3 separate regions of the Homo sapiens genome follow, and regions 1 and 2 are each linked to region 3. A link is a loop called in an ENCODE intact Hi-C map of the cell type or tissue named here. Cell type or tissue: OCI-LY7. All regions are shown on one strand.

Region 1 (8,000 bases), 150 kb after region 3:
TAGAAGTTAAAGATATTAAAATGTGTAAAGGATTTGACATATTGCTGAGATTGAGGGGCTCACAGGGTGGCCTGAGAGGGGCCATTCGCAGACCTAGGGACTGAAAACAGTCTCTAGCCAAAAGCCAGCAATAAAATAAGGACCTAAGTCCTACAATCTCAAGGAACCAAATTCAGCCAGCAACCTGAATGAGCTTGGAAGCAAATTGATCCTCAAAGCCTCCTAATAAGAACCCAGCCCTGCCACTACCTTGATCTGGCCTTTTAAGACCCTTAAGCAGAAAACCTACCTGGACTTCTCACCCACACAACTGTGAGATAAGAAAAAAAAATGTTGTATAGGGAATATTAAATGATCTTCATAAATTTTAATACTAACTCATATTACAAATAGAGAAAATCAGTTCCTCTTATAAAATAAAATTTTAAAAAACCAAAACATATGTTTCTACATTTCCCATTTCATCAGTTTTCTCCAAATCTTAAGGCTTAAATTATATATTTTTTTCATTTATTACTGAATGGTCTGAGTACACTTTCACCAGTGTATATAGAGACATCAAACTTGTATCAAGAATTTAACACATAAGGAAACTATTGACCATAAATATTTTTTCTATTGCTCTTTTCACCTCATAAAGACATAATAAACCATTAAAAATACAGATGTAGAACACAATAAAGGGAAGCAGTTGGGAAAACTGATGCTCAAAAGGTATTATGTAACTTTAGTTTGAGTTTTTTAAAGTATGCTTACAAATCTGGGGCTTTCCCCAAGGGAGTGTTTTTAATTTTGCAACAAACTACCCTTTAAAATAAGTCATCTAAAATTACAAAGTGACAAAAACACCTTCTTTGTCCAGAGATATCTCACTTCATTGGCAGCTGTTAGCACAAAAGTGAGAAAAACTTGGCCTGAGCACATACAAAAACCCTAATATTAAACTCTAATGACAAGCAAACTGGACCCAACTTCACCTTCCAAATGTGTTCACTGAGTGAAATGGGAACAACATTGGGCGCTGCCAATGAACTCCTTCAAGACAGATTTTAAATATGGGTATTATGCTGTTCTGTATCATGAATATGCATAATATTTTACTTTCATTAACAGTTTCTTACTGACTCTAACATCTACTGCTTTATTCACATATTGTAACCCTATTATACTTTCCTTTAATGGGTCTCTCCTATGGAAATATCTATAGTTCTTGGGCTTTTTTACCTAAACAAGAAGTGGAAATGTTCCTATATAGTATCAAAATTCCTTAATCAGAGGTTTTGCATAGCTGATTTTAAAAAAACTTATTGGAAAAGAAAATATGGCATATATACTGTGTTTATATAACATTTTCTGCAGGGTTTGGGACACCATTCCATAATCAAGCACATTCACATTTCTGCAACTAAATGTATAAATAGTAATGCTAGCTAGGTAGGATAAAAACAAAAAGCTACAAACAACTTTACATAAGTACAAGTCAGGATTTGCTTCTAAATGAGTTATTTTTTTCTAAATGTGGTTTTCAGAGCCTCTTGGATTTCAGATTTCTAGATTAAGGGCCTATGAACCTAGAGGTTAGAATGAGTGATTAGATAATCCATTAAAGTCCTTTTCCTCCAGAGAGATGATACAAACTTAGTAGAATGATGACAGGTCCTCTTGCAATGGTAACAAGGAAAAGTGCAATGCCACAGAATTAAAGAAAAACCTGTTAATTTATTTGGGACCAAAGCTTCTTAATGTGTTCTGTCTGTAAAAGGTGGCATGGATAGTAGGTAACACAAAGGAGTATTAGATGATTAAATGTCCTGACACTACTGTTCAGGACAACTCCTAAGAAAACAGATTTTGTTTATGGAGAACTAATTCTACACTCTCTTTGACCTAAAAATGAAGCCTATAGATAAAAATAAGGCATTTACAGTCTCTTCCATACTTATGAATATTATATTCTTTTCCATGTCACCTACAATCTACTCATTAATATGCAAATTGGAAACAACTTGCAAGTCCTGGGCAATATATCAACATAGCCCTCCTTTGGGATTTGAAATGTCTGAGATTTATAAAATATAAAACTACTACCTTAAATGCAGACAAAAGAATATACATATATATGTTTCCATCGATCTCTATGGCCTGACAGATTTTTTTTAAAAAACATGATTGTTAAATCAAAAGTTAAAATGTAACAAATATACACATCAAAACATTAATTATCTAAGCTGCACTAAAAATTCTTCAAAGTACTTCTGAGTAGTCATTTATCATAGGGCAAGGAAATTATAGACCAAATCATTAAATGGAATTTATTCAAGTCCATGAACATTAATCTTCTTTATATAAAAAGAAAACAAAACTTCTCAGGTAGAATATTATGCATACTTTTTCAGCAGTGTTTGCAGAGCCTCCATTGTGCAATGTAGTTACATTCATGCAAGTGGTTTTCACTTGTAGAAAATACAATACCTAACTTTTAAAAAGTTCATTGAATTCACTTTTTTACATTAAACATAAATTAGACCTACAATTGGTTGCTAAACAGACCAAAAGGTAACCTCCTGACAGCTTATATAATCTGATACAAATAAATCAAGCTGCTCATAAAGACACTCATAGCCTGCCTGTTGTCCTCACATTTAATTTAGTACATAAAAACAACAAAAGGTCTTGGCAAACATAAAACTGTAAACTACCATGAATACAAACAGAGCCTGTGTTGCTATAATATTAAAGAATCAACAGATGGTTGGCATCAGGAGACTGGCACAGATACAGAAAAACTAGAAAGACAAGTAAATAAAAAGGCAAATGTGTAGAAATTGAACAAGGTGTCTTTGATCCTCCTTTGCCATGTTGAAAAAAAACCTCATGTCAACACACAGAGGTCTGGAATCTCTGTTAGCACTCATGCATCTGAGATCTTGTGAAATACTCAGCCTCAATTAACCCATGCATGAACTACAGAATTTTTAAAGTCTGCCAAAGTCTACATGAGAGCACTGTGTAAGGAGACTGCACAGTTCAAAAAAGAACAAAGAAAAAAAAAGAGGAGGAAGTAGAGGAGAGAGGAAGGAGGAAGAATAGGAGAGGAGGACATAGGAGGAAGAAGCAGAGAGAAGGACTCGGAGGAGAAGGGGAGAAACAGCGAGATAAAGGACGAGGAAGGAAGGGAAGACGGAGGAGACAGAGGAAGGGAGGGAGAGGCAGGAAAGAGGAGGAAAGTGGAGGCCTGCTGGTCTCAAACTCTGATTCACCAGGCACATCCCAACCACATTAAGGTTTCTGAGAGCCATATGATGATTTTATGACCTCGAGTGAAAGAAATACAAATATTTAAGTCTTCTATTACTCCAAAAATCATTAAGCAACTACATGTTAAGCACTACACTAGGCACTAGGACACACAAACAAAAGACTCTGCCCCATTTTATTTCATTCGATAAACATTGTTTGCACTAATAAAGATCAACATCTAGGACCTGCTTGGAAAGAGCTCACAGTCTAGTGGGAGGTGGGGGAACAGCCACCTAGTGGGGGGTGGGGGAAAAACCTCACCTGCCTGACCTGCCTTGGGTATTCAGAGAATAGCAGGGAGAGGCCCCTAAGCCAGCCCAGGAAAAATAATGAGTGAGTACGGATGAGAAAAGAGCTGACAGTCCAAGTAAAGGGACCAGCAAGAGGAAAGGCACATGTGTGAGTGTGAATTAAACGTGAAGCTGTAAAGAGTCAAGTGTGAGGCAGGAAACTCTGAAGAACAAGGTTCAGAGAGGTTTGCAGTGGGTCAGACCTTGGGCTCCGTGTGACATTTGGTGGCAGTGTGGAGCGGACGGTAGCTCAGCATCACCCCTGAGTGGATTCTCAGCAGTCAGGACAGAGTTTCAGATTCCTCCTAAGAAGGAGATTTATTCAGAGTCTAGGTAGGGTTGAGCCTGGGCAGGCAAGAATGACCACCTACTATATGTTAGAGGTTTTGCCTCTGGAACTATGTTTTGTCTACCTTCTCCTACTCTCTTGTGCACAGAATATAGATTCATCTTGCCAGATTTCCCCTCCAGTAGAAGACTATACTTTACAGCCATGCTCCCGCCATCATCCAGCCTATCCTTGAACACCTCCCTCTCCACATGGGAAGAGGGAACTCTCTAGGCTGTGAATCAGCAGGTTTCACAGTTGTACCCTTCTGCCTGCCAGAAAGTTTTTCCTCAGGTTGATTAGAAACACACTTCTCTCTAGTTCCACATAATGTTTTGTTGTTGTTGTTGTTGTTCTGTCATCGAACAGGAAAGCTAAGCCTTCACCGTCTTCCACATGACACCACTTTAAATCATATGAAGACAACTATCTGCTTCTGTTCTTCCTCAGGTTGAGCCCTAGTTCCCTCACTGACTGACAGGTCACAGCTTCCAGACCCTTTCTGGGTATGGCTCCCTGTGGCACGTCAGATGTTTATCAACTTCCAGGTCTGTGTCTAACAGGCAGATGTTGACACGACCCTCCTGATATGGTCTGACCAGTACACAGTACCAAAGCACTATTCTCTCCCTGTAATCTGACCACTCTACTTCTTTTATTGCATTCTGAGTTTTTGTTATTGCCACCAAATAATATTGCTAACCAAAATGTCCGTATAAAATCAAGTAAGATATTTGCATATAGGTCAATATTAAGTCTAGTATCCTCCATCGTAAACTTAAAAAATTACTCTGAATTTCATCATATATGCATTTAATCCATCACTCTAGTTACTAAAAGCTTTTTGAATGCTAAGTATCTTAAAATATTATCGATCCTTCAAATACATTAGGGTGGCTACTGTTTCAAAAAAAAAAAAAAGAAAGAATTGGTGAGAATATAGAGGAATTGGAACTTCTGTGCCATGTTGATAGGATTGTAAAATAGTGCAACTGCTATTGAAACAGTACAGAGCCAGGTGCGTGGCTCACGCCTGTTATCCCAACACTTTGGGAGGCCGAGGTGGGCAGATCATGAGGTCAGGAGTTCGAGACCAGCCTGACCGACATGGTGAAACCCCATCTCTACTAAAAATTCAAAAATTAGCCAGGCGTGGTGGCACACGCCTGTAATCCCACCTACTCAGGAGGCTGAGAAAAGAGAATTGCTTGAACCCGGGAGGCGGAGGTTGCAGTGAGCTGAGATCACGCCACTGCATTCCAGCCTGGGCGACAGAGCAAGACTCCATCTCAAAAAAAAAAAAAAAAAAAAAAAACCTGTACAGAGGTATGATCCAGCAATTCCACTTCTGGGTGTAAATCCAAAATAATTCAAAGTGGGATCTCACAGAGATATTTGCAGACCCATATTCACAATAACCAAGAGGGAGAAGCAACTCAAATTTCCACTGAGGAATGAATGGATAAACAACATGTGGTATATACACACGAGGGATTACTATTCAGCCTTAAAAAGGAAGGAAATCCTATTGCACACTACAGCACAGAAGAATCTTAAAAACATTATGCCAAATGGAATAAATCAGTCATGAAAAAGGACAAATGCTGTATGATTATACTTATATGAGGCATCTAAAGTAGCCAAATCCTTAGAGGCCGAGGCAGGAGGATGACTTGAGGCCAAGAAATTGAGACCAGTCTGGGCAACATACCCTAATCTCTACAACAAAAATAAAAGATAAAAAATTAGCCAGTGGTGGTGGTGCACACTTGTAGTCCTAGCTACTTGGGAGACTGAGCTGGGAGGATGGCTTGAGCACAGGAATTTAAGGCTGCAGTGAACTATGATCGCACCACTGTACTAAAGCCTGGGTGACACAGTGAGACCCTGTCTCTAAAAAAATAAATAACTAAAGTAGTCAAATTCCTAGAATTTGAAAGTAGCATGGTGATTACCAGGGGCAGGGGGTAGTGGGGAGGTGAGATGTTTAAAGGATATAGAGTTTCCGATCTGCAAGATAGAAAAGTTCTGGAGATCTGCTTGATAACAATGTAAATATACTTAACACTACTGAACTCTACACTTAAAGTGGTAAGTGGACAGTTAAGATGGTAAATTTTATGTTATGTGTTTTTACCATATTTTTTATTTTATTTTTTTGAGACAGAGTCTTACTCCATCACCCAAACTGGAGTACAGTGGTTCAATCTCTGCTCACTGCAACCTCTGCATCATGGGTTCAAGCAATTCTCATGACTTAGCCTCCCAAGTAGCTGGGACTACAGACATGTGACACCATATCTGGCTAATTTTTGTATTTTTTTGGTAGAGGCAGGATTTCACCATGTTGGCCAGGCTGGTCTCGAACTCCTAACCTGAAGTGATCTACCCATCTCGGCCTCCCAAAGTGCTAGCATTACAGGCGTGAGCCACCACGCCCTGACCACAATTTTTAAGAAGAGAAAAAAACAGTATCTATCCCCTCCCTTCACTCTAGTTGTACAGACAGTGGGCTCAAGATATGTGCTCAATTTTCATGAGTCTTTGATAGAAATAATTGAACAGGAAGAGCCAAGACAGAGCCTGCTTTTCAATTAAAATTCAACACTCCGGCTATAAGTGGCCAACTATCCATCAGTACTTCAAAGTTTACTATCACACAATCCACATTTCTTCACCTCCCACAAAAATTTACAATAGTCATTGTCAAACATTTCACTCAAATCAAAAGTCATTATATCTATTGGACTCTCCTGGGTTTACATGACCATTAAAAACATCCTACAGATTTCTCATGTTTACCAGTGTTCTGAATACTCTCCAACAATATGTCGGTTATTTCATTCCAAAATTTTGTAACTGAAGAACTTCATAATTTCCAAAATCTACTTTTTCCCCACTAGGGGCTTCATTTGCCTTTATTTGCCATGATTTCTCAAAAAATAATAGAAAGTTTCTGCAAGAAAAGGTACTTATTTTTTCAGCACCCATGTATATAATTTTTCTGGGATAGTAGATAGAAACTATTAAATAGCTGTTTTTTTATTAGCTCCTCATGCATTTTGGGCTATTATGTACACTTTATTAAATGTTTATCCAGTTTTTTTATTTAATTGACACATAATAATTGTACATATTTATGGGGTATGGTGTGCTATTTTCATACACATATATTAATGTGTAATGATTAAATCAGGGTAATTAACATATACATCACCTCAAACATTTATCTGATATTTGTGTTTAGAATATTCAAAATGCGCCCTTCTAGCTATTTGAAAGTATACAATATACTGTTGTTTATTATAGTCCCTCTATAGTGCTACAGAACACTAAAACTTATTCTTCCTATCATTAATGAAAATTTCACAGTCAATTGTCCAAGTAATCAAAATCAGGAACTCCAAAGTCCAGCAGCTTCTATTATTGAAGTAGAAGATGAATATGTAAAGTTAATAATAATGACTTTAATCACACATTAACAGAGCATGCAAAGTGGGAGTAGAAAGCAGTGGAGGTGAAATGTTTTCTGTCTTTATTTAATAGATAAAATAGAGATTTAAGTCAAATATGTGGAATTTAAAATGGATTTCTGCTTCAGAATCACAAGAGAAGATTAAAGCAAATGAAACATTCAGCTTAACTGCATGTGATTGGTTTCAATTTTCACAAGATTCCTGAAAAAAACTCTTAGTTCACTAAGAAAAAAAAATCATTTTAAAATGCAAATAACAGCCAATTTAAATCAAAGCCAGTATGCTTAGTGGTAAAACACATAAACATGACATTGAAATCAAGATTAGGACAAGATTGATTACTATTAGCTTTATTATTTAACACTATTGTGAAAAAAATCTAGCCAAAGAGGGGGAAGAAGAAATTGAGTTTCTTTTTCTTGCCCAATACTGATACTGTGGGTATACTGAGGAAACTGGTCCCAGATTGCAGATTTTGTCTATGTCTCTGAAGCATCTGAGCTTCTGGCTCTGACAGGAAGTATATGTGTGTCCTATGGCCTGGGACTACAGCCACTGCTCAGGAAGCAATTGTAGCACCTTGTAGGGAAGAGGTGGTGGGAGGCT
Region 2 (8,000 bases), 130 kb after region 3:
TTGCAAAACTAGAAATATAATCAAGTCTCCAAGAAGGAGTTCCAATTATCTGCCAAAACAGACCTCAACTTCATAATCCCTTGTCCAAAAAAGTTGGACCAAGTATTGACGTTTTCCACCGAGCAAGCCACATAGTCACAAATGTTTCTCATTTACTCCACTCCTGGGATATACAGCTCAAATAAAAAATTTCCTGAATACCCCAAACTTCAGATGCAATTTGGAATGCAAGTGATTCATAATGTTATGCAGGAAACATCATGACCTTACCAACTCAATGTTTCTGGAATGCAATCTTTAGGAGATCATTCCAACCAATTAGAAGGCTGAAATCTCTTTCAGCCACGTGACCCAACTATTATGCTCTCTGCCTTTAGCTCAGATGTGATTTTGAACCCTCAGCAATCCTCTACTCCAGCTACTGTTCAAAATAAGAAAGATGTTACCTCAAGGGAGCTAACAAAGATCCCTATTGTAATCTATGACAAAAAATATGGTAGCAGTGCACTGCATCCCTATTAAGAAAGTGCAAAACAGTGTTAAAAGAAATGAAAGCCACTGTCATTGCTCTGCACCAAAAGCCTCTCAGAGTGGCTTCTGAACATACTTAGATTATAATTCAAGAGTGAAATTTCAGAGAGCCCACCAGTTACATAAGTCCTGTTCTAATCCCCCCTCACTCCTCTTGTTAAGTCATTAATAATTTCTTGGAGTACCTGTCATCTTTTGTGATTTATATTTTCTTTCAAGGAAAAAACACAGTTGATATAGAGGAAGAAAAGTACTGCGTGGAATGTACTAAATGAACATGAAAACTGTAAGTCTTAGACAATGTGATTACTGAAAATGAGCGAAGTGCCTACAATATGATAACATACAGGGCATAGTAGAGTAGCAGAGTAAATGGTGAAAGATCAAGGTATAAATACTTATTGACACTGTTTTCCATTAACTAAAGGGATCATTACAAGTAAGATGTTCAGTTAAGGGGAACTCCTAAACAAGTATTACCTAAGTAAATATAAGATGAAACTCACATAACACTTTGTAAGTTTAGGCAAAGAAAGAGACCTACTGATTCTACAGAAATAATAGGCAATAGGAAGACATTTCTGAAACTGAAGGAATTTGGAGAAGGCTTAAAATCATTATTTACACCTGAAAAGAAAAACCATCTAGCATAAATAATATTCTCCACAATCACAATGATGGAGAACCTACCAAAACAATGGGTTGGCTTAAGGTAAATTCATGGCTCTATAGGCAATTTTAATAATAGTAACATTTACAAAGAAACAAACTGAGTCCGTAAATTAAAATATTGACATAAATGATGTTCTCATGGATGAGTTTGCCTCAGAAAGCCATGAAAAAATATATAAACACTTGGAAAAAAATAATGTCTACATGTTGAAAAAGAAAAAAAAAAAAAACATCAGTTTAAACTTGTGGTTGGATCAATGGCCATCATGAATAATTGGAAAAGTGGCTTGAATATCCCCGGCTGCCAGAGATCCTATTTTCCATGTCACCTCAGCTGTTTAGTAAGAGTCATCTCTCATGTATCCATGCAAAAAGGGACAGTAGTCACATTGATTATCTAATACTCATTTGTACTGAAAAAAATTGTTTAGATGACATTAGGAAATTAAGTAGTCTAGATGACTGTTTGCTAGTTACTTTAAAACTTAATTCTGTGCCTTTTCCTTCTTGCTACTGTTGATTTTATATTGAGAATTGAATGAAATCAGTGTAATGTCAACAAATTGTCAAACTATCAGAATTTCTACGAATAAATGACCACATGTATATGAAGCTTCTTGAACAGTGTACATGGTAGATTCTCAAATACTGTTCATGTCTTATTCTTTTCCCTTCCCCTCTTACTTTTGCCAACCATAGCTTTACTTCCTCTTCTGAAGTTTAGAATCCAGGAAGATGAGCTTTCACATGTAATCAGTCAATTATCTGCCAGAATTTAATGTTTCCTTATTCTTTTGGTCATCTGATCAATGTGTTTTAGAGAAGCCCTAACTATAGGGCTCCTCTAAAAACTATATCGTTTTCTCTTCTTGCCTTATTTTCCACTGAGGGATCACCTAAGTTCAACTCATAGTTTGTATCAAAACCTAATGTTTTGTCCAGCAGTATGCTAGGATACAGGGAAATGGAATTCAATAAAACACGGTTCCCACCAGTGATGGTTAACTTTACATGTTAACTTGACTAGGCTACAGGGTCCCAGATAGTTGGTCAAACATTATTCTGGGTGTTTCTGTAAGGGTGTTTTTGGAAAAGATTAACATTTAAATCAGGAGACTTGAATAAAGTATATTGCCCTCCATAATGTGGGTGGGCCTCATCCAATCATGCTGAGTCCTGAATCAAACAAAAGGCTGACCTACCCCAGAGTAAGAGAGAATTCTCCTAACAGCCTGCAACCTGGAACGCTAGCTCTTCTTGCCTGATGGGTTTCCAAGTGGGATATCAGCTCTTCCTGGTTCTATAGCAGCTTCTGGCCATTAGACTTAAACTGGTACATCAGCAATGTAGATTTTAAACTTACCAGCTCCTATAATCATTGTGAGGTAATCCCCTATTTTATATATACGTATATATACACACATACATAAACATATACATGTATACACACATATATACACACATATACAAATACATATATACACACAACCATATATATATTTTTATATATTTTTTATATTAAAAAAAGGATATATAAGGATATATCCTTTCTTTTTTTTTTTTTGGAGCCATAGTCTTGCTCTGTTGCCCAGGTTGAAGTGGAACAGCATCTTCATGGCTCACTGCAGCCTTGACCTCTCGGGCTCAAGTGATCCTACCACCTTAGCCTCTCAAAATACTGAGATCACAGACGTGAGCCACTGCACCTGTTTCTCTGGGAAACCCTGACTAACACACCACCTCCGACAAGCTCAAAGCCTGGTCACAGGGAATATCCCCAAGTAAACCTTCTCCATAAAGCCTTTCCCAAACACTAACAGAGGGTATAGTACTATGAACAAAATAAACTATCAAACAAATTAAAATATCAATGAATATTCACTGAATGAAATAAAAGTACCTGAAAGCGAGATCTGCCAAGGACAATATCAGACTGTGTAATTCATTCCCTCAGGAATTCTCATAAAGTAAGTACCCTGGTGTTAGTTTACAGCTAGGCTTGCCCTTTCCTACATATGCTGACTAGATGAGATTTCTCTGCTTTTATGAGTTACTGTTATTTGAAGGAGGTCATTGGGAAACAAATTTAAAACAGGGAGTACAGTCATATATTAATTCATCCCCCCTCACAGTGCATAGTACAAATGAGAAGCAAATAAGCTCACTTGAATGGCAGCCAAGTTCTTCTGCTCCTGAGATGGTGCCTCATGAACGAAGCGAAGCCAGTTGGAGTGCCGTGGGTTGGTAGCATCCAAAATGTACAAAACTTCTCCCTTACTCCCACGAACCTGAAACATTAAAGGCTCCTGAGTTTACAATGGAAGTCAGAATATTAGCCTTTAAACACATCAAGGTTAGGACATGACGTTTTTTCATAAGTATATACCTTTTTTATTGATGGGTGATAAATAGAAGTTGGACTAACATGCATTCTTCTCTTAAACACATGTAGAAATACAGCCTACTATTTCATTTGGCAGATGTCTAGATGACTCACAATTGCAATGAACTCTCAGAAACATCCTACGTTGATAGTTGTTTTCTGGTCAAAATTATTTCGGTTTGTAAGTATATTCCAGTATATGTATTGCAATCACAATTGTTCAGAGAATAATCATTATTGCAACCTTCCCCTTTTCTCCAAAGAGAAGGGTCATACTGCTTATTTCCCAGTTGAGAGGGGTAGAACTGGAGCAATCATTTCAATTCCTCTCTGGACCTGCTTACAGAATCATCTCCATAAAAGGAGAACCTGCTCATCTAGCCAGCGGGAATCTGACATCCAATGAAACAAAATGTTATGCTCTTTACTTGTGAATGAATGAAACAATCCCATTTTATCCTTTCATGGCCCACTCATGGATTGCTGAGGATGGTGGGCTCTCTGATTTTTGTCTCAGACCATACGCTCTCATTGCTCAGGCCTACTCTACATTCAACTGGAGAGAGGAGGGGAGTAACTCCAAAAGCAGGTAACCCATTGGACATTCTTGAACCCAAGTTACTTGAAATCTAGCTTCTCCAAAACCCCTGCATTATCAGTTGCTAGGGACTTGCCCAGTTTATAAAACTTATATACCAATCACCATTCAACTCTGATTTCATGTTTCTATTCCATTAGAATCCAGAAAAAAAAGGAAAGGAGTGAGTGATTAGCACTCCATATCTCCAACACCAAGTAACACGAACATACAGGTTACAAATTCACCTTGGCAGACTTGATAAGAATTCTAGATTTCCAAAATTTTATTTTATAAAATAAAAGACAATCAGTCCAATAAGGTATGTATTTTCATGCTACATCTGAACAATCATTTGTTCATTCAACAAACAATTATTGGGTCCTTAATGGCTGAAGGCATCAAGAATCTTTCAGTGAACAAGACAAAGCCCCAGAGCACATGGAACTTAAAAGTAAACAAATGTAGAATATAATTTCGTGTAAAGATGAGTACTATGATGACAACTAAAACAGAGCAGGAGAAAATAGAGTACTAAGAGAAGGGCTCTATTCCATGAGGCCATCAGGAAAAGCCCTTTGATGAGAGGACCTTAAGAGTTCTAAAGGGAGGGAACAGGCCAGTAGAGAGCTAGGGGAAGACTGTTTCCAAGCAGAGGGTACAGCAAGTGAAAGGCAAGGAGAAAGGCCTTCGGTTTGGAAATGAATTAGGTGCATTCAAAGAACAATAAGAAGGTTATGAGGCTGGAACAGAAGGAGCAACCGAGAAAGTGGTGGGCATTGAGATCTAACAGATTGGCAGACACCAGATCATGCGGGGACCAACAGACCAGGAATCCATCTAGACAGTTACTTTGGGCAGGTACAGTTATTTTTACCCAAAAAACATTTTAAAGACACATCTGTTACAGGCACTGCAAAAACTGATATTTAAAGATTCTCATATATAATACCCAGGAAAGAATACAGTCTGCCTGTTCCTTATATGTGACATACTGCCATGTTTCTCAAACAATTCCTGTTTTCTTAAGTGCCCAAGGATCCTCAATAATGAATGCCAGACCATCACTGGGAAGCACGAATTTAATTTTTCATATTGTAATTTCTAAAAGAGCAATTTAGGACTATAAATACCTCATATTTACATACTTAAGATGCTTATATGTGAAGGTATGGGAATTTGTAACACTTCTCACTAAATAACAAACTCTCACTGAAAAGATCTGCTTTGGGAGGTGCCTGAAAATTGTTCTGCCTCCCTACTTACACTTCGACTCAGAACACTCACTGCCCACTGGGAAATTCCAAAAATGTCCAGCAACACTGATATGGTAAAGAGAATGTACACTCTACACCTCTGCCTCAATGGGCATGTCAGTTCACATTTTTTTGGCAGAGTAAACAAATAATTTTAAATATTTGGATATAAAGTCCTTCCTTTCAGGTACCCTCACAGCAATAGCACCAAAACTGTTTATATTGACAAAAAGCCAAATTAAGCACAGCAGGTGGCAATGCCACCTAATACTTGAAAGAAAAATTTTCTCAGTAGAATTGAAACTGAAAATCTATAACTGTTACTGAAATCCACACAAGCTAACTAACTTTGTGTAGTGAAACACAAATGGGTTTGCCCAGGCATATCTCAGTTTGAGAGGACAGCACTACTTAGAGAAATTAGTTTATGGCCCTTCTTAATCATACATTTGTCACTCAGTAGTAAGCACAATATATATCAGATGTGTTTAACATCTGGAATTCTTTCTTCAAAGATACGAAACAGAAGAAATATTTCTCTGTGACTTATTATAGTAAGAATATTTGAGTTTTTACCAGGGGCATTGTTTGTTCTTTGTGTATTTCAGCTTTTTCCCAGGCCCTTTAGCCCCAACTATGTTCAATTATTCAGTATTAGCAACTTATTTTCCTTTTCAGTCCATTAGACATATGCACTTCCTGTCTATCACTTTCTCACACAATATTCCGTCTTAAGGGAAATACATAATTTGATTTTATACTAAAACTATTCTGAAATGTATCACTTTTAATACACACAAATTTATGTGCTGATTTATCTTTATTCTCAGAACAACACTATCACAACCAGCAATATACTACATTACCTACATATTCATATTTGAAATAACTTTCTTTGTTCATTAACAGAATCACTGCCCATTTTATTCCAAATATGCTTACCCAAACAACTTTTAAGTTCTTAGAGAGTCTTTGCTCTCTGGGGCCTGCCTGTTTTCTCCAGCTTTCAAGTGGCTGGCCATTTCCTCATTGCACCAGTCTAGTCTTCAACACTCCACCAAAGCTGGTAGATTACCTGTGCACACGACTTTTATCTCACTACCCTAAACACAGAGTTCGCCTTGCTGACATATCATCTGAAAGAGACATCCAAAAGTAATCTAATCCATCATTCCTCTTCCCAGAGACACCAAATCAAAACAACTCCAGACAGCTGGCTATTATTAAAGTCTCCATTTATCTATTTTAATTTGATACTGAACCCTGAGGTAATAAATTGAACATTTTTTAAATCTAAGGAATAAAAAAGACTGAAAATTCCTCCTAGTACCATGTTTCAGCATCTCCCTAATTTTTGCTGCCAAAGTGTATTATGTTACTGTCAAGACTTAGTCTTCCAAATACCATCTTCTTTTATTTGAATTTTCTTGGAAATGAAGTGTATTTGGTTACTATCTGACTTAGGATCATCTTCTGCATACCTGGGGCCAATGATGAAGTCAACAGTCTCATCGTGTAGTAAAAACCACCTCAGTTCGAAAACCTGTTTGATTTGCACAGGCTTCCTACAGTAGTTACACAAAAAGGTTAGCTAAAGTAGGAAACATGCCAGGAAGGTGGCTCACACCTGTAATCCCAGCACTTCAGGAGGACAAGGTGGGCAGATCACCTGAGGGTAGGAGTTTGAGACCAGCCTGGCCAATATATAGTAAAACCCCATCTCTATTAAAAAATACGAAAATTAGCTGGTGTGGTGGCACATGCCTATAGTCCCAGCTATTTGGGAAGCTGAGGCAGGAGAATCACTTGAACCCGGGAGGCAGAAGTTGCTGTGAACCGAGATCACGCCACTGCACTCCAGCCTGGGAAACAGAGCAAGACTCTATCTCTCAAAGTAAAATAAAATAAAGTAGGAAAGGGAAAGATACCTTCTTGTGAAAATGAAAACTTTTATGCTTCAATATAATTGTTCATGTCTGTATGACTTTGCTGCTTCACATTTAATGAAATTATTCCCTTATGGGAACTTGGCAGGGTCTAGCCTCTGTTGAATGCTACTGACGTCACTTTTCAAGTATCTGAGAGAAATAATGTGCTGGTCATTGCTACCATGTATCTGTACCTTTTTTCAGCCTAAAAGTTCACAACATTGAATATGTCATAGTTGATTTTGTGTTTCCACCCAGAAAAAGACAGAGGAAACCACAAAAAATCTCAGCTCAATTACAGAAAACCCTAACGTGTAAATGAAAGAAGAAAGTGGAAATAGGGAGCAGGGGAGAGAGATACAAATCTTCTTTCCCTAAACTTAAATATTTTATTTGTTAAATTGGGTCAACTATAGACAGAGAAGCTCAATTATTATTTGGATGGTTAATTTTCAAAGACGAGTCTACAATGTTGCTTACTCTATTATTTTCCTTCAATCATTTCAAATGCCTAAGGAATTTTTCACTAACTATATACATTCCATCAAGGCTCCAAGAGCAAAGCCAGTCAGCCAGATTTGCCCCCCAGAAGTGGCAAAATGTAACTGATAGATAAAATTTGATTTAATGTATGGTAAAATGTAATGGCAGCA
Region 3 (8,000 bases):
GTTTAAAAATGCAAACACGTATTAATCATTGCTTTAGCTGAATAATGTCTTATATACTTACACACACACATTATCCACTCACATACTGATATTTTTCACATGTTTATACATGCTATTGCTGATTAATTTAATATACTTCACTTACAAATGTCGTTGAAATTATATTACCTTTCCTTATTTTCTCCTTCACAATATACTACAAGTACAACAACCATGTATTTATATATGCATGTTGGCAGAAAAGTAAAGGATAAAATGTGTAGTGTTAGAAAGGTTCTTCCAATTAAAGAAGTTTGAAGAGAAATCCATTTGATTAAGTAGTTTTCAATCTGCCTGGACTCCCTCTTCTCTACCTAGAACCATTTAAAGCCAGGGAGTCTTTGGGGTTTTGCCCTAAGAGAAGCACATGAAGGCCCCACGAGCATACTTCTATGTTAGTCTGGCAAGAAAGGCTCTCTGTCATAACTAAGTATATCAACAGGCAGCTGTGTTTGTCCTTCAAATGCCTCTCTTCTTCATCCCAGATCTTACACAGAGCCTGCACTATTCCTGAAGATATCACAAGAAGATATATAATTCATGGCAGATACTAGTCAGACTGTCTATAGTGCTCCTTGAAGGAACTTCTAATGCCTACCATGGAAAAGGATTCCAATTTATAGTGAATGTCATCAAAGCAAGTCTTAGAGAATTCTTGCTCTAGTAAATGGCTCTTATACTAGAGGCAGAGCCAAGAGGTCATAGGCCACTCACCTCTAAAGTTAAGAGAACCAAATAAACCAAAATAGAAGAAAATAAACGCATTTTCTTTCTCAGAGAGTAAACCCTCACATAGACCCTCCCTTACTAATTTCTTTTCATTACCCCTAATAAGCCATGCCAAAGAAATACCAATCAGAACATGGTCAACACAGTTAGAAGAACAGGCTGAGTGGTACAGGGGATAAGATTGGAGAGGCACTGACTTCTGTTCCTGCTCCTTTCTTTGAACATTGTGAAAAAAAAAAAAAAAAACTTCATTGCCTCTAGAGCCTTCCTGAGTGGAATATGTAGTATAAATTATACACTTTAACTCATTAGCTGAATTTCAGTAGAGAAAGAATGATTAGGTTCTTGATTAATTCTGTTTCTGAATGATTACATAGTTTAACTGACAAATAGCTTGTCCTTTGTCATCACAACTTGGGAATCATTACTAAATGGAGGCAATGTATTTGTCAGTTAAACTGTGTAATCTATTAGAGGCAGAATTAATCAGGAGTCTCATCAGTCTAGCTTTAATCAAACAATACTTGGCAGATTTCATTCAAAAGGTAGGATTTACACAGCTCTATGTGCTGCACCTTGTAATCTAGGTAATAAAAAGTCGTATTTTGTGTAGTTAATGCCCACCTATATAAAAGAACAGTATCTTCAAATGTTACATTTTTTTGATAAGATAAACTGAATTAATAAATCTCAACATCATCTGAGAGGGTTCTACAGAAACAAAGTTAAATTTTAGATATACTTTGGAGGACTCTGAACATGAAGTCTTTAGAAATAGAAATTGATTAGAAGCTTTCTTTTAGTTGAGCTAAGAATTCCTGACTAAAAGATTAGAGGTATGACCCCATCAGACAGGCTACCAAGGATAAGGATGGGTCAACCTCGGATCCCTGGATGGATCCATCCCAGAATGGATCACAGGTGGATGATCCACATACAGTAGGTACATAATCCAAAGATTTCCTGTGGTTGCTGTCTATGGTTTACATTAGACCACAATCAAATAAAATGGAAAATAAAATCAGTGAGCTCTTTCTCTTATAGTCAGAGGCCAAGGTAAAGGTGTCACAAAATCATAGAATGATGCTTAATAGTTCTCTTTCATGACCGTGATAGCTGACTCTACTGAAATTGAGAAAGGGAAACTTGTAGGCAATGAAAGAAAACAGGAAGACTAGTGAGCATGGCGAGGACTGTCAGAGCCTGTGGTCTTCTGAACATATATAATCATGAGTTTGCTTAGGAGAAGGTTCAACTTGCGAGTGAAACACTAGCTCCTCTGTGGTTATATCTTCTGTGAATGCACTAGGGATACACCTTTTCTCTATTTGTCTTGCTCAAAGCTGTAATAAAGCCACAGTGTATGCACTTAATGAAATAATTTCCATGTGACCAACCTGGATTTCATATAAAATTTAGAGAAGCTTATCAAAGAGGAATCAGATGTGGAAGACAGTCTTTGTCTCTCTCTCACACACACAGAAAGACATTTTAGGACTTAAAGGGTACGCATACCTTTTGTTCCAAATTAATTTTGTTTGGCTACTTTTTCTAGATTAGATTATTTTATAGCCATTAATGTTTACTCTATTAAAACTCACAAAAATGACATATTTCATCAGATAATTATTTCCTATTTCTAAATTTAAAAGAAAATCTAAAAAATTCATAAGGGACTCTCACTAAGGAGAGACCTTGAGAACACCACATCATCAATTTACACTTAGACCTTTCTGCAAAAGTGGAACATTTTAATGCCTTTAATTGTATATCATTGATTTTAGAGAAGTTTGCCTTAACAAAAATGTTAAAAACAAAGGTTCAGCTGAAAGCAAAATAGTGTTTTATTTAAAAAAATCCATGAGGCACAGATTTGGTGTGAATTTCTTAAATATGAAATTTCTACATAAACTAAATTTTATAAATTCCTAGTTTCCCATCTTCTCAGCTGCTACCATAGTGGCTGATCTGTCAGACACATTACAAACTGTGGCATAGATGACACTGACTTGTAAACAAAAAAGGCTTGTGTTATATTTTTAAAAGATGTGGGGCAGGTTCACTTAACCCTCAAACTTTCTCTTCTGCAAAATGTCTCACTAATTTCCACTGTGGAATATGGAGCCTCAACTGTGAGGAAGATTACAGACAGTCAGTTGTTGACTTACTTTCTAGCCTGTACTAAGAAACTATTTGCCAAACTTTCCTTAGACAAGGCACAGAGTACTTAAACTCCCCACTCTGGTCCAGAGCAAGGTTTCTGGATCTCAGCAAAAGGGCCAGATAATTCTTTGGTGTGAGGACTGTCCTGTGCACCCACTAGATGTCAGTAGTACACCCTTCCCCACTCCATCTTCCACCCAGTTGTGACAACCCAAAATATCTCCCGACATTGCCAAACGTCCCCTGGGGGGCAAACCACAGAAACACTATAGACAGTGCTTCTCAAACTATCTGTAATTAAAGACTTTTTCCCAGTCTGTTGCAGAGTGATGCTTTTATAAAATATATTAAAAACGAATTACTAGAAAAATTATCATGTACTTGAATGTCACAGCAATGCCAAAATGCTGTAAGAGTTCTAAACACTTCTTCACGGTTTCTTTATTTATCATAGACCAGAAATAAAGAGTTTGTGGGCTGCCACTGGTCTGCGAGCCACACTTTTGAAAAGCACTGGTCTAGAATGAAAATATCTTTGATCTTAGGATGCCCATAATTCAATTTTATCATAATCTAGATGAACAAATTCTACAATAGACCTTATATAAAGATGTCTACGTCATAATTACACTTACACCTTGAATTAGATATAATTTTAATTTTACATATAAAAATTCAAGTTTTATGGCTAGGGTAGTGAGGAAGTTATAAATGGAAAAAAAAATTAATACTTGTTGAACTGGGCTGGGGCTACTTGGGGATTCATTATCCTATTCTCTGCTTCTGTAGATTTCACATTTTTCTCCTAAAAAGTTAAATTTGTTTTTCTAAAAGCTGCTTTCATGCTATTCTAAAACTTAAAAATATCGCCATTATCCTTCTGCATCAGGGGTTTTGTCTTTCTCTATCTAGGGGAACTATTTTTGATATCAGGAAGATGGATCATGTAAACATTGAACCATCTCAGAAGTCAGAAACTGTCTTGTATGCCTGCTTTGAGACAACCCAGCGCTCCAGGGACTGGCCTCACTGTGAGCCACAAAAACGCAGACTGGTGAGCAGTAGATTCCCAAAACCTGGCCCTTCTCTCCCCAACCCCAGCATAGCCAAGCTGTTCACATGTGTCTGGAGTAAAGGGCTTCTTGTACTCTTATATGATAGGGTATGTGTATAACTGGGCCAACATCTGTACTTCATATGGCAATCCCACAACAGATCCTCCAAGAATAAAAGAGAGCTACAGACAGGGGCCTGTGGTGGTCCTGACCACTGATCAGAGGTCAGACTGATGTGTGCTCCTCACCATGGCAGAGGCTGTGAAACCCATGCTGTGATTTTCGGAGTCCTCCACTTTTCTAGGAGTCAGGTAAGATTAGTAATCTTCGTTTAGCATGATGGGCTTTGAGACCAAAAGATGACTACTTGCTTCTATAAACCAAATTCGCAACAGAATCGTGGGTGAAATTTAGAGGAGGGTTTGCAAGTGTGGCCCCATGGGTTTCTATTACACACAGCTGAGGGAACAGAGCTACAGCCCACAGTACGGCATGCCATATATCTAACAGTTCCTCTTAATGGGCCCCTTTCTGAAAGTGCATGTGCCACCAGCTGCATACAATCAAAATGCATTGAGTTTCCCTCTAACAAGCAGCCTTGCTTAGAAAACTTCTTTTACAGATGTTTATAGCTTTTGTGGCTTTTTATTCACCGTCTTATTTTTATAGCCAGTGTGATCTTTCAACATATGACAAAACATACCCATGGCCTAGTAAACAATGCATCTAAAAATTATAACTCTTAGGAAGCTAGGAGAATATTTAAAGCAGGTTTCTATATAACACATCCATAATTGGTTTTGCATTGTAGCTAATGAAAAACACACTTCTATAAATTAGGAAAATGAATTGCACAAGCAACACATAGAACACTAAAAACAAGCACAGTGAATAGGATACAATTTTTATATTAAAGTGTTGCATACAGTCTTTAAATAGAAACAAGGAGGCACCTGGTCCCTTTTAATTAATCCACTCTGAGGCCCACAGAATAGTGTGTATAAATGAAATGGCTGGGCAGCCAGAAAGTCCTGTCACTTGCATAGAGGTGTTAAAAGAGCTTATCTGGCATAAAGCATGCAAAGAATCATCCAAACCAGCTCAAAAGCCTTGTTTTCCTGGGGCTGCAGGGTGACTCAAACTAGTCCATTTGGAATCGTGAGACAAAACTGATGAAACTAAACTTTTCCCTAATATTCTCCTAATTTCTAGTCCAGTGGACTTCAACCCTGCCTGCACATTTAAACCACCTAGGGATCTTTTTAAAAACATTGATGCCTAGGGCCCACCCTCACCCTGATTTAACTAGTTTGGGTAGGGACAGGCACTAGCTTTTTAAAAGCTCCCAAGGTGCCTCTAATGCGCAACCAGAAGTGAGAACTTCTGATCTAGTTCACCATCCTCTACCATAAGCATTGTAATGATAATAACAATGACAAAAACAGCATCAGTAAGAACTCCTACTCTTTCTACTACTACTATTATACTCTACCACCCCGACACTGCTGCCTATGTTCACAAACTGCCTACTTTCTGCTGGCTGGCAAAGTGCTAAGAAATTTAGAGACTGTTTTCCCATTAAGTTGTTAAGCAATGCTGCAAATTTGCTATGGTTATTCTCACTTTACAATGAAGAAACATTTGTTTAAAAACGTGATCAAGGTTATTGTAAGGCAATGGCTGTGCTTTGGTAAAGGATAGGTCGAGGTAAACATCCAGAGTGACTCAGCGAGTCTACAGCGCAGGTGTAGAACTCCACTTGTTATCACAGCCATGTAGCCGTAACATGGGAAGGCCATCACTTGGCTCTAAGCCACTATTATCTGTAAAAGGTATAATTGCCCTGTTGACAGGCTCAGCTCAACATGGCTTGACATGGTGGGCACGCGGGTGCCCAGAGAAAGAGAGAGACAGAGTTGTCCGTCTTTGCAGAGGGACAGAGGGGAGCCAGGACACGTTCGGCTTGCTTGTGGCCAAAGAGAGAAAGAGTTAAGCCACTGCCCCTGAAGGCAAGGGAGAGCCGGCTACGCAGATGTGTATGGGGGCTGCCGGACTAAGCAGCCAAGACAGGGTGGACAGTGTGAGAAAGCTGTTGATGAGAGCTGCTGCTGAATAAAATCATCTTTCACCTGCCTACGATCCCCCGAGTGTTCTTTCTGCTCATCCACCCACTCCCTCGAACCTCAGCACGGATCAGAACCTGACCCTGGGCGTGACATTTAGCGTAGTCATGACCCTGACAGTTACACAATCAGAGAGAGCAGAACAAAAAATAAGGCACTTGTAATCCCAGGCCTGTGTCTTGGGTGACTCTGCTTCCTACCTGAGCCTCTTCCCTAGTCTATATCACTGCTAGCAGAACCCTGATTCTATTTGGGTGTTGCCTTCTGCTTGGTTAAGCACCCTGGAGGAGGACCCTTCCCAGCCCAGCCAAAAGAGTGACCCTTGATCAGGCTAAGCCTTGGCTCCACACTTCCTACACATTGTTATCACCCGAAGAGCTTCAAAAAATGCTGATGCCTACCCCCAGAGATTGTGATTTCATGGTCTGAGGTATGGCCTGGGCTTTGGCAGTTTTGAAATATTCCCTGGTGATTCTGATTTGCAGACGCATTTGGGGACTGATGGGCTAAACCAATGACAGCAATTCCACTTCCCGTGCAGTGATGGGTTTAGCTTAGAGCATGCGACCTGGCTGCGATTACTGAGAAGAGAAGGTAAGTCTATGGGAGATTCTGGAAAAGGCCTCTTCTGCCTGTTGATACAGACCACATAAGGAGAGGCTGCTGGAGCTGCTGCAGCCATGTGCTGAGCACGCGAGGAGCTGGCTGAGGACAGCAGGAGACATGAGAAAAGCTGGGGCCACTAACGACCCTGTTGAGCTATTAACCAACCATGGATGGCCCTTCCTCTGAAATTCTTGTCATGTGACTTAATATAAATCCTCATCTTTTAAGGCCCTTTCAGTTGGGCTTTTGGTTAGTTTGGGATAAAAATCATCCTACTGCCTACATCTTCCCAATCATTACACCATATTCTAATGGCCCTATCCTAGTGACACAGAATACTTCCAGCTTACATTGAAGCATAGCACTGACAATGAACGAAAAATTCAAAGTCAGTGACTGGCTATTAAAAATGAAAATACACAACACAGTCTAAGAATCCTGACTCTAAAAATGGGAATGAGTTCTTTTACACAGCAACATTTTTCTTACACACATAACAAGAGTTACAAAGGAAGCCGAAAAAAATCTGCTGATAAGAATTCTGAGAACAACGTACTTGTGCATTGTAAAGAATGTCCTTTGTAATCCTTGAAAGAAAAGGAATGCTGGTTAAGTGAAAGAGTGTTATTATTTAAAGTATCTAATGGGAAATTACTTCTTTCCCTGCATAATGACTAAGTGTTTAGATTTTATTTTAATCTTACAAAAGAAGAATAATCATATGAAAAGGAAAATTTTGTTACAAGAAAAAAGTTATGCTCACCATCTTAAAAAATTATGATGCAAACTTCGAAAAATCAATGCAAATTGTAAAGAAAATATAAGGAAGTACAAATGAAAGAGAAAGAAATATAAGGGAAGTAAATATGATAAAAAATATAGAAGATATACAGAAAATATAAAAACATATATATACACACACTTATGCCGACTGATATATATAGTGTCCAAGGCAAAAATGTTGAGTTTCAAATAACATTCAGAATGGAAGTCAACTAAGAGAATAATAAATTGTCAGAGTTGGGAGAGCAGGTTTCTGATGTAACTGTCTTTTTCTCTTGTCATGTATCATCCTCGTTGTTTTATCTTAAAAAATTGCTAATGAAAATCAAAGTAAGTCTTACAAATTTAAGATAGCTTGAATTTTTTTTTTTTTTTTTTTTTTTTTTTTGCATGTTGCTGGGAGTTTCCTTTACCAATGGAACATTCCTGACAAGTGTATAGTCTCAGACCCAGTAATCCATCACCAAAGGTAAATTTAGGAAGAAAAATATTAAATACTTCC

Evidence for each region. A loop is a pair of places that touch in the nucleus more often than their neighbours do. Peaks named below come from ENCODE experiments on the same cell type or tissue, not always from the same donor. Only the 100,000 strongest peaks of a DNase experiment are listed, where the experiment ranks them.
Region 1: it touches region 3 in a loop (5-fold over the local background); 1 of 110 quality-filtered maps calls a loop at or near these places.
Region 2: it touches region 3 in a loop (5-fold over the local background); 1 of 110 quality-filtered maps calls a loop at or near these places.

The regions. Positions count from the first base shown.
Region 1 is chr4:120,866,942-120,874,941 of GRCh38, forward strand. All of the region lies in intron 2 of PRDM5 (PR/SET domain 5), which reads right to left. Among named protein-coding and RNA genes, the nearest start is that of PRDM5, 52 kb to the right of the region's middle. In OCI-LY7, CTCF peaks have their summits at 3,525 (motif pointing left), 3,731 and 6,803; a DNase peak (open chromatin) is centred at 3,520.
Region 2 is chr4:120,850,050-120,858,049 of GRCh38, forward strand. It overlaps PRDM5 (PR/SET domain 5), which reads right to left. Exons shown (of 16, transcript NM_018699.4): 3 at 3,369-3,491. Among named protein-coding and RNA genes, the nearest start is that of PRDM5, 69 kb to the right of the region's middle. In OCI-LY7, a CTCF peak has its summit at 4,818; a DNase peak (open chromatin) is centred at 5,742.
Region 3 is chr4:120,716,066-120,724,065 of GRCh38, forward strand. The region is part of intron 14 of PRDM5 (PR/SET domain 5); the gene reads right to left. Among named protein-coding and RNA genes, the nearest start is that of PRDM5, 200 kb to the right of the region's middle. RefSeq lists an enhancer at 4,359-4,408. In OCI-LY7, a CTCF peak has its summit at 3,107 (motif pointing right); DNase peaks (open chromatin) are centred at 3,116 and 4,506; H3K4me3 peaks cover 1,530 bases; H3K27ac peaks cover 2,359 bases.